Linked DNA regions of Mus musculus: region 2 is linked to region 1. A link is a contact called in ENCODE Hi-C or POLR2A ChIA-PET data. All regions are on one chromosome and are shown on one strand. The core of a region is the stretch at or near the end of the contact, and the rest is flanking DNA. Distances in the headings are between cores, read along the strand shown.

The links. Hi-C counts contacts between places; a loop is a spot of excess contacts on that map. ChIA-PET counts read pairs that join two places held with the same protein, here RNA polymerase II (POLR2A).
Region 2: a loop to region 1 is called in a map of heart, with 4 times the contacts of the local background. The contact joins two enhancer-like sites. A Hi-C loop is called at or near these places in 12 of 37 maps with a recorded cell type or tissue (gastrocnemius, heart, left cerebral cortex and 1 more). POLR2A ChIA-PET finds 5 or more read pairs at or near these places in 4 of 5 experiments (Patski and embryonic stem cell).

Annotation. Positions count from the first base shown.
Region 1 is chr11:88,117,008-88,121,787 of GRCm38, reverse strand. All of the region lies in intron 1 of Cuedc1 (CUE domain containing 1), which reads right to left. Among named protein-coding and RNA genes, the nearest start is that of Cuedc1, 20 kb to the right of the region's middle. Within about 2 kb of position 2,437, at least 3 of the 3 ENCODE cell types and tissues checked have a DNase peak (open chromatin) inside an H3K27ac peak, as active enhancers do; they include gastrocnemius, heart and left cerebral cortex, where a contact is called at or near this core.
Region 2 is chr11:88,158,566-88,163,186 of GRCm38, reverse strand. The region is part of intron 1 of Cuedc1 (CUE domain containing 1); the gene reads right to left. Among named protein-coding and RNA genes, the nearest start is that of Mrps23, 44 kb to the left of the region's middle. Within about 2 kb of position 1,384, at least 3 of the 3 ENCODE cell types and tissues checked have a DNase peak (open chromatin) inside an H3K27ac peak, as active enhancers do; they include gastrocnemius, heart and left cerebral cortex, where a contact is called at or near this core.

The DNA.
Region 1 (4,780 bases), core at 1,188-3,687:
CCAGGCTGGAAACTTCCTTGGGATCTCAGGTGGACTCCCGTGGAACTATATGCCTCTTCCCTCTGAGATACCAAATGGAATCATGGCACCTCCAGACCGGGAGCTGTGCATCATCTTACACAATGCCCCTCCCCGACTCTGCACTGGAAGGATGGTCCTTAACCTTAGGTGTGCCTCTCATCCAGGCCTAAAATCCCAGCCCTGGGGAGGCTGAGGCAGGAGAGTTGCTGCAAGTTGATACCAGCAGAGGCTACAAAGGAAAACCACTGTGTCTCAAAGAACACAAAACACTGGCCAGCAGGATGGCTGACTGGGTAAAGATACTTGCTGCCAAGCCAGAAGACCAGAGTTCAGGCCTCAGAAACCACATGTTGGAAGGAGAAAACTGACTTCCAAAAGAGTTGTCTTCTGACTTTCACATGTCAGCTTATTCGTGTACACACACACACACACACACACACACACACACACACACACTTTAAAAAAATGAAAAGAAAAGAAAGAACAAATCCCAGCACTTGGGAGGCAGAGGCAGGTAGATCTCTATGAGTTCAAGGCCAGCTTGGTCCACAGCGTGAGTTCCAGAACAGCCAGGGCTACCCAGTGAAACTCTGTCTTGAAAATGAATAAACAAAAAACAACAACAAATAAATTAAAAAAAAAAAAAGACACAAAAATCTCACCTGAGTCCTGACTACAGCAGCAGAATTTGATGTTTTAATGAACAGCAAGGTGGACAGAGGGCGGCTGAGGGAAGCCACTCTCTGATGGCTTAGGTGCTCAGTCTGAGGAACAATCCCAAAAGCAGCAGAAAATTCTGTCCCTTCCTAGTTCCCAGTGTGACTGCTGGTTCCTCCATCAGACCAAGTCACTCCTGGTATGAGAATGGTATCAGCTTCCCCCTCCCCCCACAAGGCTCCAGGTGATGCCTCTTAGTTTATGCTTATCAAGAAAAGTTTGGAAAGTTCATGAGTGCCTTCCACCCCAACCCCAGCTGGCAGAGGGCCTTTAAAGGCCTCCAATTTGGCCAATTAATCCACACGACAAGGAAGAGTCACAAAGGGAGGAGATGACAGAGATGTGGAGGAATAGAATTTGGCCACCAGATCTTGGTCCCAGTGTCTAGTCCTGAGTGAGACCCACCATGCTTTCCTGGGTGGGTGTAAATGGCCAGAGTCTTTACCCATGGGTTTTCTTGTCCCAGAATCACTACATTCACACCAGACCTGGAAGGTAGGCACCATGGTTGCCAGCAATGAGTTGTAGTCCACCAGACAGGATGCTGCATCCTCAGACTAACAGTGACTTGGGAACAAATGGCAGACACGACAGCTTTCCTGGGATTTTGTTTTGTTTTGTTTTAATCTATTTACCTTTATTTTATGTGCACTGGTGTTTTGCCTCCACGTATGTCTATGTGACAGTATCAGGTCTTGGAGTTACAGAGAGTTGTGAGCTGCTATATGGTTGCTGGGATTGGAAGCCTGGGTCCTCTAGAAGAGCAATCTGTGCTCTTAACAATTGAACCATCTCTTTGGCTCCAGCTTTCCTGTTTTTTATATATTAGGAATATAACAATAAAACGTGAAAGGGGAGAATTCTGGAACTGAGCCCCCCTGCAAAGGCAGCGAAGCCCACGATCAGCATTTCTCCTGAATCTACTGGCATTGGCACACTCGCACAGGAGTGTAGACTGCCAGTGTGGTCGCCTCACATTTGATGAATACTTTAGCGCCTCTTTCTCTTCTCTTCCCTCTCTTCTCTTCCCTCTCTTCTCTTCTCCTCTCATTTTCTCTCCAACCCCCTTGCAGCCCAAGTTTCTTTCCCTTCTAACTCCCTAAGTAGCCAGTGATGACCGTGAGATTGTGAGCCTCCTGCCTTTCCCTCCCCAGCTCTGATAGAACACATGCGTGCCACCATACCCAATTTTATGCTAAGCTGGGTAGTAAACTTTGTATATGTTAGGCAACAGGGCTACCTCCCAGCTCCAGTGTTATACATGTTACATATTCGATACCCAGCAAAGAATCTGCTTAGGTGGCCATGGCTAGCTTGACGCCATCAGCACAGGACTTCCCACACTAAGGTGCCCAGTGTGTGTGACTTTCCTCTCTCCTTTAAACGGCACAGACAGCCCGTTGCCTGGAGACTGGGCACACTCTTCTGTTCACTCTTCCTTTCATTCTCCAGCAGCAGGTCTGAAAACAGTGGCCTCCAGGAAATACGCTTGGGGCCAGGGCAAAGGGGGTGAGGAGAGGCAGGAGTGTGCTCTTCTCCCAGGCAGCGACACCCCCCAGCCCCCCTTCTCTCTGTCTTCCTTTTCCTCCCCAGGTCTGAAAGGCCCAGCAAACCAAAAGGCTCCCACAGGGAACAAGGCCCCCTTTGAAAGCCAGTGTTTGCCTGGAGCTGCCGGCAGACAAGGGTTGCCATGGCCACTGAGCACCTTTGCCAGCCAAGCCTAGGCAGGCCCAGAAGAGCAGCTTAAACCACCAGACGCCCCAACTCTAACCCCTTCTAGGGTCCCAACTACTGTCAAACACACCTGTCCTGAGGCCCTATGGCTGTTGGAAGGTGATAATTGGGGAACCTCTAGACTGAAAACCTAACACCGGAAGGGACCAGAGGATGGAGGCCCCTCCCTGAGACACCAAGCAGAAATGTCAGGGCTCAGGGCTCGGAGCCACCGTGCTGGGGAGCAGCTCGCCAGAGCCATACTGCCTCAGGACCTGCCCTGCCTCCTGGGCCAGAGCCTGGCTGTGCTGCTAATGGGAATGACTTATTTATGTAATTCATTATCACTGGGGCCTGGATCCAAGAGAGGTGGGTGGAGGCCAGGCCCCAGCTGCTGAGGGAGGAAAGGGAGGGGCTGTCCTGAGGCTCAGTCTGGACCTGGCAGCCACAGAGCTTGCTGCTGCTGACTGCAGGGACCAGAGGACAAAGGCAAGGAGGAAAGGGGACAGGGCTGGACCCTGGAGGCTCCGTGGGGCTCTTGAGAGTGAGAATAGAATTCCTCAGAAGCAGAGGCCTAGCATACTTTTGCCTTTAAACTGCTCTGTGGTCCAAAAGGCGTCTTCATCTAAAAAACAAAAAACAAACAAACAAACAAACAAAAACCAGGCAGTGGTGTACACATATTCAAGCCCAGCCCTCAGAAGGCAGGGGCAGATGGCTCTGTGAGTTTGAGGCCAGCCTGATCAATAGAGTGAGTTCCAGGACAGCTAAGGTTACATAGTGAAACCCCATCTCGAAAATCCAAAAACCAAACAAAACAACAAAATAAACAAAAAAACTCCGAGCTCTGCAGCTTCAAGACGGAAATGCTCTCGTGTCCAACAGGAGGCCTCCTATACCTGACCCAGGATGGAAAGGAAGAGCCTAGAACCTTCCAGCATTCTGCAGTCATCCCTAAGATCCATCATGGAGGCTCCAGTGGAGGGGCAGGGGAACGGATCAGGCTTGGGATGACAGGTGGCTGGAGCTGGCTCCAGGGGCTGAGGCAGCGTGTCCACCCCAGCACTCACACCCCAGACAGGGCCAGGTTCTTAGGAAGATCCTCGTTCGAAGCCTCTGAGAGGCCCAGGCTGCCTCTGTGGCAGTCTCTCCATTTCTTTATCCCTGCCCCTGCCCCTGCTCTAGCTCCTGCCCGTCTGAGGGACTACATCTGTCCAATCTGGGAATTGGTCTCCGTCTTCCTTTCCTTCCTCTTCCTCCCCCTCCCCTTCCTCTCTCTCCTCTGTCTTGCTGTCTCTCTCCCAGACGTCTTACGTGCCATGCTGGAACTCTCCATAGAGATGAGGAAGTATGAACTTGAACTCCTGCCTCTACTTCCCCACGTTTGTGGGGTTTTGGTTGTGAGGATCAAACCTAGAGATTTGTACCTATTAGGGAAGCACTCTCCTAGCCAAGCTCCCTCTCTAGCCCTGTGGCCTTGGTTTCTAATAATAATATTAGTGATTCACTGAGCACCCGTTTCCTGTGATCCTCACCACACCCCCGAGAGGAGGGGAGGAAACACTGGCCATTAGGAAGTCTGCACAGGTCACATCACCAGTAAGTGAAGAACAAGGGCCCAAACCTAGCTGTTCAGTTTTCACCCCCTTGGTATAAAAATGCTCACACAGAGAGTCTTTCAAGAGCAGAGCAAAGCAAGCCCCACAGGGCTGAGTCGATTTCCTTATAGGTACCCAGCCCGTCGGGGTAGAGTAAGGACAATGTCCAGAGTGCTAAATCCGGACCAACATCCTCTCCCGGTCACACCATTTCAACCACAGAAACAGCTGTGTTTATGTAGGGGAGAGAGACACATTTGCTCTCTGTTTTACAAGGTTATCATCCCAGTAGCCTATAAACCTGCCTTACCTCCTCCAACAGTAGCCTGGCTGAACCCTGCCATCTGGCCCCCACATCCTGTTCCATGACCATCCCACAAAGAGCTCCCAAGCCTTGACCAAGACTTTTCAGTTCTATCGTGTAGCGTTACAGACCTACCCGTGCCCTGTTCAGGTAGTGCTGTGTCCCAAGGTTCTCAGTGAAGTCCCACCCCCACCATACCAGCTCACACTGAAGTGGTCCCTTAGAGTTCTCACATCTTTCTGCCAGGTATCATCCGACCAACCCTACTCGACCTGGTCCAAGGTGGTAAGTCTGGCATGCTTCTGAGTACATCCCCAGGTCATGTCTCTACTGTGAGGATGCCTCCATCCCCATTGATAAGGGAAAATCCTGTAGTGATATGGAGTGCCATATGACCATGTCTACAAATCACAGCTGATTGGACCAG
Region 2 (4,621 bases), core at 135-2,634, 42 kb before region 1:
CATCCTCTGTCACAAACATCATATACAGTGCACTTGCCAGTGACCATCTTCTACACTAGATCAGCATTTTTTAGGGCAGATTTGCCACATCCAGTGTGGAGCTCCCAGTGTCCACAAAGCACCCAGTACAGTCAGCCTGTGCTAACTAAGTGGACGAGCAGAGAAGCAACCGGTGGGGTAACACAGTAACCAACTATGGGTGTCCAAAGCCCAGCAGCCGTTTGGATCCCACAAGCTCTCTCTGACTGTCATCAGGGCCTTCTCTCCCTGCACACAATTCTGACGGCTACACAATCAGCCCCAGGGGTCAGGAGACAGTGCCTCTCCCACTGCCAATTTGACTGTATTTTTCCCCAAGCTAGAACAGGGTCAACCTAGAACTTGAGACCCCAGAAGGAGGTATGAAGCTGTGGGCCAGCACTTACTCTCTCCCTCTCCCTCTCCCTCTCCCCCTCTCTCCCTCTCTCTCCCTCTCCCTCTCCCTCTCCCTCTCCCTCTCCCTCTCCCTCTCCCTCTCCCTCTCCCTCTCCCTCTCCCTCTCCCTCTCTCCCTCTCTCCCTCCCTCTCCCTCTCCCTCTCCCTCTCCCTCTCCCTCTCCCTCTCCCTCTCCCTCTCCCTCTCTCCCTCTCTCCCTCCCTCTCCCTCTCCCTCTCCCTCTCCCTCTCCCTCTCTCCCTCTCTCCCTCCCTCTCCCTCTCCCTCTCCCTCTCCCTCTCCCTCTCCCTCTCCCTCTCCCTCTCCCTCTCCCTCTCTCATCTCCACCTACCCCAGACTTCCTCTCTGTCAGTGGATGAGGAGCGTTTGGAACATCTGGTCCACCTGCAATAGTCTTAAGGGACTCATTTCTTGCCTAAGAACCATGCATAGCCCAGTGACACCAACAGACCAGGCCACTAGGTGGTGTCCCAGGGCCCAGGCCACAGCGGCTCCTGGGAAAGGGCTAACCGCAGCTGCCCTCCCAGAACCTTGTTGTGCCCCATCCCCCACCCTTGGGACTGACGGGAGGACAGAAGAGCCACTGGATAGCACAGGCATCTCAGAAAGGGGTGGGGGTGGGGGTTGGGGTTGCAGTCAAGACACCACTTTCTGTGCTCTCTCCTCAGGAGATGGAATTAATCCACCCAAGGCATTTTATCCTCCAGTGCCTACCCGGACTGGGAATCCTGGGCAGCCAGTGCTGCGGCAGAGCCTCGAGACAAGCTATCAGACCTGAAGGGTGACATCTGTACCCTACCCATCTGGGAAGAGAAGGGGGGCCCAGGCTGACTGCTTCAGCAAGACTCCATGATACCAGGGCCAGAGGGGTCAGAATGAGGTCATGTGGCTAAGTCCCAGGGAAACCTTAAGTGGGTGACGCGGTGTGAACAGAGAAGCTGCTGGGCTCGGCAGCCGCCTCCTCATACAATTGTCACCTCGGACACCGTGGGGGTGGGTGCAGGGCAGTCTGCCGAGTTCTAAGGCATCAGAACTGAAGAGGCTCGAAAAGGGAGGAGGGAGAGGTGGATGAGCAAGAGGTAGAAGCTACGGTCTGTGTGTGTGTGTGTGTGTGTGTGTGTGTGTGTGTGTGTGTGTGTGTGTGTGTGTGTGTGTGTGTGTGTGTGTGTGTGTGTGTGTGTGTGTGCGCGCGCGCGCGCGCGCGCGCGCCCGCGCCCGAGCCGGCATGTGTGTGGCCAAGCACCCTGGGGAGGAGGGGCAGCGCTGACAGAGCCGCCTTGTCCTCCGGCCCCTGCACAGGCTTGTTTTCTTCACAAGCTATTAATGTCGCTGTAGCTTCAAAAGCCGGGTGACCTTTAAATGCCGAGCCTCCTGCTCCCGCCCAGGGCTCGGAAACGGCTTAATGGATACTCAGCCCCAACGGTCACAGCTGCTCGGACGACAACAAAGCCTGCCTCATTCCCAGAGCCCCCAGAACTGCAGGGCAGCTACACCTGTGCCCATTCTCTAACCCTGGCGCAGCAACCAGAGCAAGAGGCCAGGTTGGACATGGCGGGAGGAGGGAAACCCGAGGGAAAAACACTGTTGCCACGCCCTGTTGTGTGACCTGGGTTGGTCCCTTACCTCTGTTAGTCATCTCTTTTTCACGAGGATTTTTTTTTTGAAAGTGCTGGAGGGGATAAGGAGAAAGGGGCGGGGGAGTGGGGAGTAAAGGGGGCGGGGTGTGTCCTGTAGAGATGGCTAGGCAGTTAAGTGAGTTTGCTGCTCTTGTAGAGGACCAGAGTTCAGTCCCCAGCATCCATTAGCTGGCTCACAACCACTTGAAACTCCAGTTCAAGGGATCCAAAATCTTCGTCTGGTCTCTGTGAGCACCTGCATAAACATGGTATACACAGAGGTGCACACACATACACATAAAGAAAAATAAATTTAAAGAAGAAAAAAAAAAAGACGCCCAAACTCTCTGCTAGGAGGAGACATGGTTTCCAGTCTGGAGAGCTAGCAGGGTGAGAGGTTAGGCCATACCCAGGACTAGCGCATGGCACAACGCCTCTGTAACCCCTCCTTCTATCTAAGTGGATCTGCGCTGCTTCGTGAGGAGAACCTTGCCTGACTCTTCCTTCTCCTGCATCAACACAAGTGACCGAGTCTGTAGCCACATGTGTCTGAGGGTGAGGCACCAGGGCAAAGGACTCCAAAGGAAGTTAAGATCCCTCCCCCACGGGCAGATCTGGCCCTAGATCCTCAGCCAGCCCTTGGGCACCATCCTTCATCCCTGCCCTGACACTTAGCAGCCATAAAAGGAGCCCTGAGGAGTCCAGTCCCTCTTCCAACTTTGATGAAGCTCTGCAGACATTCATAACACAACCAGCTCCTGTGTTAAGCTCATGGGTGGTGGCTCATACCTGTAAGCACAGGATGAATGCTAAATGGGCTGATACTGGGAGAACCCAGGATCAAAACAGAAAACTAAAGTATGTGTGTGGGGTGGGTGCGTGCCTTTATTCCTTGCACAAAGGTACAAAGGCAGGAGGATCTTTGTGAGTTCAAGGCCACCCTGGTCTATATAGTAAAATCCTGTCTCATAAATAAATAAATAAGGCCAGTGAGGTAGCTCAGTGGGTATAGGCACCTGCCACCACCTCTAACATCCTGAGTCCCACCTCCAGGATCCACATGGTAGAAGTGAACTCATTTCTGCAGGTTGTCCTCTGACCTTCATATGTGTGCTTGAGTGAGCTTAAGCACACATACATACAGTACAAATAAATTCAATGTAATAACAGATACTATTATTTTTAAGGCCAGGTGTCATAGTTCACACCCTGCAATCCCAGCACCTGAGGTTGAATCAGGCAGACCTCTGTGAGTTCAAGGCCAGCCTGACCTACATAGTGAGTTGCAGGCCAGCCAGGGCTACATAGTGAGACCCCTGTCTCCAACAAATGATAACGGCATCGTAGCCACGATGACTGATGCCCACCGCCTGAGCCTCTCTCCTCACCAGGCACCGTGGCAAAGGGCCTCACGTGTATCAATGTTCTTTATGCTTTCTGCAGTCCTATGCAGTAAATGCTCCCCCACCCTCTCCAACGGTATAGACGGAAAAGTGAGCTACAGAGAGTGAAACACTTGCTCAAGGTCACATGGCTAAGTGGCCAAGCTGAAATCTGAACCCAAGCTGTCTGATTCCAGATTCAACACAGCATCCGTCAGGCTGGAGAGCCACTCTGTTCCCTGGCACAGACCACAGAACGGACAGAGAAGGAGCACACGGCAAAGATCGCCAGACTGGGGGCAGCACTGAATCCCAGGGCACAAACTAACCCTAAGGGAGCTGAGGAGGGCCGGAGAGGGGTCTTCCAGTTATGAAATAGTGTTCAAGTCCAGGGAGCAAGGTAAGAAAGGGCTGGCGGTAAAGTTATATCTAGAAGAACAGAAAGCTCACAAAACCCAGTTTTCTTACCAAGCTCCTATTCCCCTTCCCACCAAAGCTGTCAAGTTGCCTGAGTAACAGACTGTTTACCAAAACCTGGGCGGGTTAGGGAATATTTCCACAACAGCTTCTCTCTCTATCAACAAACGCAGCCAACTCAGCCAACAGTTCAACTTTGGGCTGAGGAGATGAGACCTCATTGGGCGGAGAGGGGCTGCTTCCCACTCCACCCCAGGGACTGGCAAGAACATGTACGTGCCTGGGACCAAGTGAAGCTGTCCAGACCCAGACCTGGAGAAAAGGTCACCAGCAGCTCAGGTGCAGGGCCAGGAATCTGGTCCCGCTCCAGGAGTGAGCTCATGTTGGCCTGGGCCCAAGAGTTTGAATAGAGGGGCCTGCAAGGTCTACAGATGAGCTCTGGAGTCTGGATAGCAGCAGGGGCTCTCTTGACAGTCAGCTCTCTACAGCTGAGCATGTGAGCATGCCTGGAAAATCTAGACCAAGTAACAGCAGGTGGGGGATGCTCGCCTCAGAACGGCAGAAGAGAGCCTAAGGATGGAAAGGTCCCGACCCATATCTCTACTTGACACACGGATGCGCCCTGTGCTCCCACACACTGATTCAGGAATCCCACTTCTATGGAGTCTTCCTATACTGACCCAAGCCTAACACGGACAGAAAGCTGAGCCTTGTGGTCATGGGACAGCAGAAAATCAGAACTATTAGAAATTTCCTCCAGTAGGAGGTCGGT